2 separate regions of the Homo sapiens genome follow, and region 2 is linked to region 1. The links are chromatin contacts, found by Hi-C in ENCODE. All regions are on one chromosome and are shown on one strand. The core of a region is the stretch at or near the end of the contact, and the rest is flanking DNA. Distances in the headings are between cores, read along the strand shown.

Region 1 (4,921 bases), core at 613-3,112:
GCTGGAAAGCCCTCCCCTTCCCACCTGTTTTAAGTGACACCTGCTTCTCCTTTTAGGCTCTGTGAAGGTCTCCCCCCACCCCCAGCTCTCCCTGACCCCCCAGCGGGTTAGGAGCCTGCAGGATCCACAACCCTTAACGCCACCTGTCACAGCCTCAATCCCATCTGTCTCCCAGATGTGGAGGGTAGGGCATGACTGACACAGGCAGAAGCTGGGGAGTGTAGGGGACAGACACAGGGGCACTCCCATGGCTGCTGTCTCCCGAGGCCTCTCCCCGTAAGCCTGGATACAGTGTCCCTCCAGTGGTACCTGGGGCCCCAGGCCACGGTGCCGGAGGTTCAGCTCTTGGGCGCTCCCTTGGCGCAGAAAGCAGGAGATGGGCACAACACTATGGGCCCGGCAAGACCTCAGGTACAGTGTGTCCCTGACCAGTTCTCCAAGCCCATCGGTGCCTGGCAGGAGACAGGGGGACGAATGTGGACCCTGCACAGCTACAGCCACCTGTGTCCTCCCCTGCCCTGTGTCACTACCTGGCCTATGTTTTGCCTCTAGAAGCACTGCTTCCTGTGCTTCTTGGGACCACTGCTCCCATATGACAGATGAGGACATCAAGCCTCAGGCAACGCAAATCTTTTCCTTAAAGTCATACGGCTATCAAAAGAAAGCTGGACAACCTGGGCAACATAGCTAGACAAATTTTCTTTTTTTTTTTTTCGAGACAGACTCTTGCTCTGTCACCCAGGCTGGAATGCAGTGGCACGATCTCGGCTCACTGAAACCTCTGCCTCCCAGGTTCAAGCAATTCTCCTGCCTCAGCCTCCCGAGTAGCTGGGATTACAGGCGCCCACCACCACACTGGGCTAGTTTTTTGTATTTTCAGTAGAGACGGGGTTTCACCATGTTGGCCAGGCTGGTCTCGAACTCCTGACCTCAGGTGATCTGCCTGCCTGGGCCTCCCAAAGTGCTGTGATTACAGGCGTGAGCCACCCCACCCAGCCAAAAAATTTTTATATTAGCCAGACGTGGTGGTCTCCTGTAGTCCCAGCTACTCAGGAGGCTGAGGCAGAAGGCTCACTAGAGTGCAGAGTTCAAGGCTGCAGTGAGCTATTATCCTGCCACTGCACTGACGCCCGGGTGACAGAGCAAGACCCTGGCTCTAATAAATAAATAATTTATTTATATATTTATTTATTAATAAATATGAGCCCAAGCAACCCAATGTTGTTTGTAGTAGAAGTCATGGCTGGCCTGCGCTGAGCATCCCACAGCTAGTGGTGGTAGCTAATCCTGCCAGAGTCAGGCCTCTGCCTGTCTGATGCCAAATTGCATGCTGTGTCTTTTAACCTGGATTGCAGGCCACAAATGTTTTGTAAACATTTTACGGGAGAAAAAACCGAGATAGTTCTAAATTCCATACATCCATTAGCTTAGTTTTTCCTGTGGATTGGGAAAACCCGGCTCTGATTTCATTTCAGGGTGGGACAGCCCTTGGTGCACTGTCTGGCGGGATTTTGCATTTTATCCTGATGCTTCCAGGAGCAATGAAGGGAAGGCAGGGGGCTGGAGGCGCCCCGCAGGCGGGTACGTTCCCTGCTGGCCTTAGCCCCAGCCCGCCTCCCCCAACCCCTGCGGGAGAAGACCCCCAAAGGGGAGGAGTCGGGCCTGCCCCCTCCCCCGAGCACCTTCCGTCTCCAGGTCGGAGTCCCAATTGGCCTCGGGACCCTGCTCGGCCTCGGGGACCCCTGAAAGACGCCCACAGGCCACCATAGCCTCTTCTTTCTGCTCTTCATCCTCCCCAGACCTCTCACAGGAACCCCTCATGGTTACGACCCTCTCGCAGTCTCAGACACTGAGTCGGAGACAGCTTGACCCCGCGCCCAGAGCGCGGCCCGGGATTGTGGGCGGAGTCTGCGGCTGCGCTGACCAACCGAATGTGCCGTCCAGCAACAGGCACCCCCCACAGCCAATAGCGACGCGCTCTCCCGCGGCGGTCGCCCCGGCAACCCGGTGTTGTCGGTTGCCGTAGAAACTGTGGCCGGCTTGTGCTGAGGCTCCTCGCCCGGGCTGATACACTGCATGCGCCACAGACCATGCACCGGATTGGGCGCCTTGCTGCGTTTATCCCCCTGCCTCCCCTAGGCGGTTCCAGCATCGCCCCCCTTTCATGGAATGGGAAACATGCCTGACTCCAGAGCTTGTGTTTTCTTCACTGCACTTGGGAATGGCTTTTCAGGAGGGCCTGGGGAACTTCGCAGAGCCAGGTCACCCTCTCACTCTGTGGCTCTCAGTTCTCTTGCATGCGCTGGCCTTTGCATACGCTGTTCGCTCCCCTGGGAACCTCCATCCCCATCTTTGTCTGCTTGTTGAACTTCAGAATCTGCAAGCGTCAGCTCAGAAGTCACTTATTCCTGAAGCTTTACTCAGAGCCCCCCCGGGGCTGTTGCTGCCCTCAGGCCGTCTTCTCACAGCACTGATAACAGCTGTCCTTCCCCATCCTCTCACCACGTCCACTCCCACCGGAGGAAGTGAGGCCAGAGGGCAGGGACAGAGCTGCTGTTTTCTGTGTGCCACCAGGGCCCAGCAAAGAGAATGTAGGGAGGGTGGGAGGTGCAGGGCAGCTGGGGTTAGGGGCTGAAGGCTGGGTGTTGGAGGCTGGATCCTGCTTTAGTGGAAGTGTCCCTTTAACAGCGGCTGGCGTGGCCTGGCTCGGGCCCTGCTTTGCCTCCTGTTCAGCTGCGGCTGCAGCTGCCATGCTGACTCATGTGCCCGCAGCTAGCAGGAGCTGGCAGCATGGGCTCCCCAGGGGCCACAGCAGACTAGGGGCTTCTGGATTATAAAACGGAGAAGTATGTGATGACCAGGAACTGGTGGGGGGGCGCCCTGCAGAGGCTGCTGCAGTTTGGGATCGTCGTCTATGTGGTAGGGTAAGAGAGAAGAGCTTTTGGCCAGGCTGGAGGGGCAAGGGAAGAGGTCGGGGGTGGGGCTTGGTCCTGCTGGGTTGAAGTTGAGGGTTGGGCTGTTTAGGGGCTGGAGGGGAAGGGGCCATAATGGGACGGGGTGGGAGGTAGGCAATACAAGACAGGAGAGCAAGAACAAGCTGTGTGTTTGTCCTGTGTGTCCACCTGCCTGCTTCCCAGTCCCTCCCCACGGCCCCACCCAGGGGGCACAAGACATTGTCCTTAACATCTGTGAGAGCTGGAGCACTAGGCCCCCAGAGAGACCACCAGCTATATCTCCGGTCAGGGGAGTCTATAAGCTCGGAGCTGGGTCTACTGAGGCTGGGGGTGGGTGCTGGCTAGTGAAGGTGATTGTCTGAGGGCACTGGCTCTCTGATGCATGGCTGGAGCTTCTGTCTCGTTCAGGGAGTCTACAGTGGGAAGTGGGGCCAGAGAGGATGCTGGACTGGGAGCCTGTAGGGTGTGGGGAGAGAACTGAGCATGTAGGGCCCAGCTCTGCCCCGTCACTACACGCTGGGGGGACACCACACTGCCCATCTTCTCCTTCCCAGGTGGGCGCTCCTCGCCAAAAAAGGCTACCAGGAGCGGGACCTGGAACCCCAGATTTCCATCACAACCAAACTCAAAGGGGTTTCCGTGACTCAGATCAAGGAGCTTGGAAACCGGCTGTGGGATGTGGCCGACTTCGTGAAGCCACCTCAGGTGGGGGCCCTGATGTTGCTGACGGGGGCGCAAGTCCTTTCCCCACTGACAGCTTGAACACCCGCCATGCAGCCAGTGTGTGCGAGAGAGAAGCATGTGATGCCAAAGGTGGCTGCAGGTTCTCAGGAAGGGCTTCACAGAGGAGTGGCACCTGAACAGGACTTTCAGGGATGTGTAGGAGGTTTCTGGTAGAAAAAGGGATGGGTTGAGAAACCAGGCCAGAGAAACTGCATTTCCGAAGGCTGCCAACAGAAAAGAAGGGAGTGTTTGAGACTAATGGCTTGAGCTTGAGAGTGGTGTGGGAGGGGTGTGGTGGGGCCAGGGCGTGGAACTTCCTGTAGCCCTGCTCCCTGACCTGGGGCACCTCGGTCAGGTGCTCCTCCTCCACCCTTCTCAGCTGCATTTTCCTCTTCCCTCCACCCAGCTTATCCACAGCCTTAACTTCCACCCACCTCTGCTCCTCTGATTCCCAGGGTGTATGTAGCCCCAGTGAACACCTGCCCAGAGCACAGCTGTCTTCCAGGTGCACACTCATATGTCCAAAGATCAATTATTTCCCTCTCCTGGCATGGCCTCTGTGACATCCACTAGTCATGATGGCTGTGACATCCACTAGTGCCTCAGCCAGACCCATGACTCAGCCTCAACCCCTTCCTGTCCCTTCCAACATTTTTCACTACTGCCCATGCCATGCCTGCATGAGACTATGGCCTCCTAGAAGGCCCTTAGATGCCCCTCTCGCCTCCTCCCTACTGCTTGGTGCACACCACACAGCAGCCAAGCTGAACTTTCACACCAGGCATCATGAGAGCCTGCAGCCCCTGTTTCTACCCTCAGGAGGCCCCCCGCCAATGATAGTGGCCACCCATCCCTCCTAATCCCAATGGCTGCCACTCTCAGCACCCTCTGCACAGCCCTCACCTTCCGTTCCTGGGCATGCATTCCCCAAATTCAGTGTTCTCATGGGCAGCACTGGAGGGTCAGCCTCCCCTTCCAACATCCTTGGCCACCCTTTGACCACAGGCAGAGCTTTCTGTCTTCTCACCTGTGCCCTGCCATGCCAGTGCTGCTGTGTGTGGGATGGGAGACTCACCTCCTCTCCATCCTGGCAGGTGCAGGGCCCAGCTCTCCCCTGGATCTTCAGTACTAGAAGCAGCAGGCTGTCGTAATATTCTGGTTGACGCCAGGCATGGTAGTTACAGCCTATAGTCCCAGCTACTTGGGAGGCTGAGGCAGGAAGATCTCTTGAGCCCAGGAGTTAC
Region 2 (4,921 bases), core at 1,270-3,769, 620 kb before region 1:
CAGCCTCCCGAGTAGCTGGTACTACAGGCGCCTGCCACCACGCCCAGCTGATTTTTTTGTGTATTTTTAGTAGAGATGGGGTTTCACCGTGTTAGCCAGGATGGTCTCGATCTCCTGACCTGGTGATCCACCCGCCTCAGCCTCCCAAAGTGCTGGGATTACAGGTGTGAGCCACCGTGCCTGGCCCCTTATGATCTCTATTTCAACATTAATGCTGGTCAGTTGTTGTGTCTAAGCCACAAAAGGGAGGGGGATATAACAAGGCACAGCTGATCTCTATCCCATCATGGCCAGGAACTCAGTTTTAAGGTTTTCCTGGGGTTCTCTTGGCCACAAGGGTGTCTGCTTAGCCAGTGGGGGGACTTAGGGTTTTATTTTTAGTTTACAGGGAGGAGCAGGCTCAAGAGCTGAAAATCAAGAGTTCTGTTTAAGGCATATTAAATTCGAGATGTCTGGCCCGGCACGGTGGCTCACGCCTGTAATCCCAGCACTTTGGGAGGCAGAGGTAGGTCGATCACTCGACGTCAGGAGTTCGAGACCGGCCTGACCAACATAGTGAAAACCTGTCTCTACTAAAAATACAAAAATTAGCATGGGCATGGTGGCAGGCACCTATAATCCCAGCTACTGGGGAGGCTGAGGTGGGAGAATTGCTTGAATGTGGGAAGTAGAGGTTGCAGTGAGCCAAGACGGCACCATTGCACTCCAGCCTGGGCGACAGAGCAAGACTCCATCTCAAAAAAAAAAAAAAAAAAAAAAAAAAAATTTGAGATGTCTTTCAGTCCTCCAGTGGAGATATTAAGTAAGCCACTAACTACACAAGACTGGGGAAAGCAGCTTATAGATGACTGGGAAATTATATCACCCACAGAGAATGTTTATGGAAAAGAAACGTATGAGATCTGAGAGAAGGGAGGAGGGTCCAGAAAGGAGACTGGGAAAAGAAAGACCGCTGAAGTCGATGGAAAACAAAGAGCATGTGAAATCCCAGATACCAAAGAAGGGCTTCAGAAGGAGGGAGTGGTCAACAGTGGGACATACTGTTGAGAAGCCCAACAAAATGAGGACTGAGGCTGCCCAGACGCGGTGGCTCACGCCTGTAATCCCAGGACTTTGGGAGGCCGAGGCAGGTGGATCACCTGAGGTCAGGAGTTCGAGACCAGCCTGACCAACATGGAGAAACCCCTTCTCTACTAAAAATACAAAATTAGCTGGGCATGGTGGCGTATGCCTGTAATCCCAGCTACTCGGGAGGCTGAGGCAGGAAAATCTCTTGAAGCCGGGAAGCGGAGGTTGCGGTGAGCCAAGATCTCACCATTGCACTCTAGCTTGGGCAACAAGAGCGAAACTGCGTCTCAAAAAAAAAAAAAAAAAAAAATGAGGACTGAGGATTGAATACTATATTTAGCAACAAGAAGTCGCTGGGAACCTGAAAAGAGAGGCCGCTGAAGTCGAGAGAAAACAAAGAGCAGGTGAAATCCCAGATACCAAAGGAGGGCTTCAGAAAGAGGGAGTGGTCAACGGTGTGACATACTGTTGAGAAGCCCAACAGTTCTGGGGTCGAAATTCTGACTTGAGTGGTTTCAAGAGACTCAGAAAACAGCATGAAGCCACTAGTCTCTCACTTGTTCTTAAGAGAAACAACACGGCGGCAGCGGGAGGGGAACGTGGGACGTGGGGCACGGGGCACGGGTGGATTTTTAAATTTTATTTATTATTTTTGAGACAGCGTCTCGCTCTGTCGCCCAGGCTGGAGTGCAGTGACACGATCTCGGCTCACCGCAACCTCCGCCTCCCGGGTTCAAGCGATTCCCCTGCCTCAGCCTCCCAAATAGCTAGGATTACAGGCGCCCGTCACCACGCCCCGCTAATTTTTGTATTTTTAGTAGAGACGGGGTTTCACCGTATTAGCCAGGCTGGTCTTGAACTCCTGACCTCAGGTGATCCGCCCGCCTCGGCCTCCCAAAGTGCTGTGATTACAGGTGAGCCACTGCGCCCGACCTGGTTTGCTTTAAATTAGAAGGCTCTGCAGCACGTTTGCAGGCTGATAGGCATGAACCAGAACACAGCGAGACGTGAAGTACGGAAGAGGTAGAGACTACTCATTCAAGGGCGAAACTCGCGAACAGACGGGGGACGGTCCGGGCAGAACCAGAGTAAGGAAAACCGGGCTGCGCTCGAGCCCGCAGCTGACGTCATCGGAGCCGCGGCCCCGGGAGAGCGCGGCGGCCCGAGGGTCATTACCCTGACTGGAGACAGGGCGGCAGCTTCCGGGAGGAAGTGACCTTTGGGCTGTGCTCTGGGGAGTAGCTGAGAGGGAAGGCGAGCGGCGCGCAGTGCGGGACAGGCGGTTCACTGAGGCAGAGTGGAGCGCCGCTCCCGACTGCGGCTCAACTTACATTTTGTCCTTTTGGTGCTGTCGCTTCCCCATGGCGGAGCGGCGGCGGCGACTAGCGAGCACGAAAAAACAACGGCTGACAACTCAGACCATGGAGCCGCAGCCGAGTTCCGTGACCACTTCCGGGTTCCGCGGCGCGCCCCGGAAACGGGCGCCTGGCGTGCTGGGAATTGTGGTTCGCTAGCGCCAGGTGCTCATGCTCGGAAGGATCGCCTGCCCAGTATGGGGTCCTAGCTAGGTGTGCCATCTCCCGCAGGCGTCTTTTCGGGGCCGAGCTCCCTCAGCCTCGAAGCCCCATCTTCTTGAGGGGTCTGTCTGGACCGCCTTGTCTACCCCCCTAGCCACGGCTCAGGGCCATTCCCATACTGGGTTCTCAGGTCTTATTTATTTATTTTCGAGACAGGGTCTCGCTCTGTCGCCCAGGTTGGAGTGCAGTGGCACAATCACAGCTCACTACTGCCTCGACCTCCCAGGCTCAAGCGATTCTCCCACCTCAGCCTCCCGAGTAGCTACGGGCACGCACCACCACACCCGGCTAATTTGTTAATTTTTTGTAGAGACAGGCTCTTACAATGTTGCCCAGGCTGGTCTGGAGCTCTTGAGCTCAAGCAGTCCTCCCGCCTTGGCCTCCCAAAGTGCTGGGATTACAGGCCTGAGGCTTCGCGCCCGGCCAGCGCTCAGGTCTTTTTCAACGTCCTCCTAGAGCTTCAAGTCTCATGAGCCTCCACCCCATCCCTTCCCGCCTCCGTGGCAGATGCCTTCAAAGCCATGTACCACTCTCGTTCTACTCGCTCACTTCTCATTCTCTCTGCATATTCGGTCCCCACCGCCTCCAGGCCCCTCGGAGGCCCAGCAGCAGGTGGCCATCAAGCCTAGAGGTCCAAAGCCCTACCTGATCCCTTCCGTCTCTTCTGCCAGACCCTTCCCTTGGGTCAGATCAGTACCTTGGGCCCCTAGCTACACTCAGGCCCAGGGTAATCTTGCCTAGGCTCCTAATTTTAAATGCCATTTGTATCCCATGACTCCCAGTACTAAGTCACCAGCACTCCAGGTTCCTGATCTCCACTTGGGTAACCACTGATCTGAAATGTAACATGTCTGGATGGGCGTGGTGGCTCACGCCTGTAATCCCAGCACTTTGTGTGTGTGTGTGTGTGTGTGTGTGTGTGTGTGTTTAGTAGAGACGGGGTTTCACCATGTTAGCCAGGATGGTCTCGATCTCCTGACCTCCTGATTCGCCTGCCTTGGCCTTCCAAAGTTCCGGGATTACAGGCGTGAGCCACCACGCCCGGCCAATCCCAGCACTTTGAGAGGCTGAGGCAGGCGGATCACTTGAGGTCAGGAGTTCAAGACTAACCTGGCCAACATGGCAAAACCCCATCTCTACTAAAAATACAAAAAATTAGCCTGGTGTGGTGGCACACACCTGTAATTCCAGCTACTTGGGAGGCCGAGACAGTAGCTTGAACTGGGGAGGCAGAGGTTGCCGTGAGCCAAGATTAGGCCACTGCATCCCAGCCTGGGTGACAGAGTGACTCTGCCTAAAAAAATTAAATTAACATGTCTGGTCAAAGTAGAATTTTCTTTTTTTTTTTCTTTTTTTTTTTGACATGGAGTTTTGCTCTTGTTGCCCAGGCTGGAGTGCAATGGTGTGATCTTGGCTCACTGCAACCTCCGCCTCCCAGGTTCAAGCGATTCTCCTGCCTCAGTCTCCCAGGTAGCTGGGATTATTACAGGCATGCGCCACCACGCCTGGCTAATTTTGTATTTTTAGTAGAGAAGGGGTTTCTCCATGTTGGTCAGGCTGGTCTCGAACTCCCGACCTCAGGTGATCCTCCCGCCTCAGCCCTCCCAAAGTCCTGGGATTACATGCATGAGTCACCGCACCCGGCCATAAAGCAGAATTTTCAATCCTCCCTCTTCTCCCAGTCCCCACTCTGCTGAGCAGTACCACCATCCACCCAGTCACCGAAAGCCAGCTATCTTTGCCTTATTTCATGGCTGGCTTCTTATTCTCTAGGTTTTAACATAAGTGTCACCTCCCCAGAGAGACCTTCCCTAACCACCCACTTCCATGCATCTCCCATAAAGTCTGTCACAATTCCTCACAATTTGTAATCCTGTGTAATTCAGTCTGTGTCCCGGTTTACTGAGCACCCTCCCTGACACAACCACTGCCTCCATGACACACATACAGTGGATGGGATGTAGCTCCTTAAGGGCTGGAATCTTAGGCCCAGCATGGTGGCAGCACCTGTGATTCCAGCTACTTGGGAGGCTGTAGTGGAAGGATCACTTGAGGCCCAGGAGTTTGAGGCTGCAGTAAACTATGATCAAGCCACTGCACTCTAGCCTGGGCAACAGAGTGAGATCCTGTCTCTTTAAAAAAGGGCCGGGGTGTGGGGAGGGGACAGTCGGTGCGGTGGCTCACGCCTGTAATTCCAGCACTTTGGGAGGCTAAGGCGGTTGGATCACCTGAGGTCAGGAGTTCGAGACCAGCCTGGCTAACATGGTGAAGCCCTG

Evidence for each region. Hi-C counts contacts between places; a loop is a spot of excess contacts on that map. Pooled maps may share reads with other maps.
Region 2: a map of ascending aorta shows a loop between it and region 1 (4-fold over the local background). The contact joins the promoter of PPIL2 here to the promoter of LRRC74B in region 1. A Hi-C loop is called at or near these places in 1 of 168 maps with a recorded cell type or tissue (ascending aorta) and 1 of 50 pooled maps.

What each region holds. Positions count from the first base shown.
Region 1 is chr22:21,042,887-21,047,807 of GRCh38, reverse strand. It overlaps LRRC74B (leucine rich repeat containing 74B), which reads right to left and starts at 1,862. Exons shown (of 10, transcript NM_001291006.2): 1 at 1,683-1,862; 2 at 310-452. The coding sequence starts at 1,821. It also overlaps the pseudogene P2RX6P.
Region 2 is chr22:21,663,610-21,668,530 of GRCh38, reverse strand. It overlaps PPIL2 (peptidylprolyl isomerase like 2), which reads right to left and starts at 2,519. Exons shown (of 20, transcript NM_014337.4): 1 at 2,400-2,519. The coding sequence starts at 2,431. RefSeq lists enhancers at 2,083-2,132, 2,203-2,442, 1,677-2,587.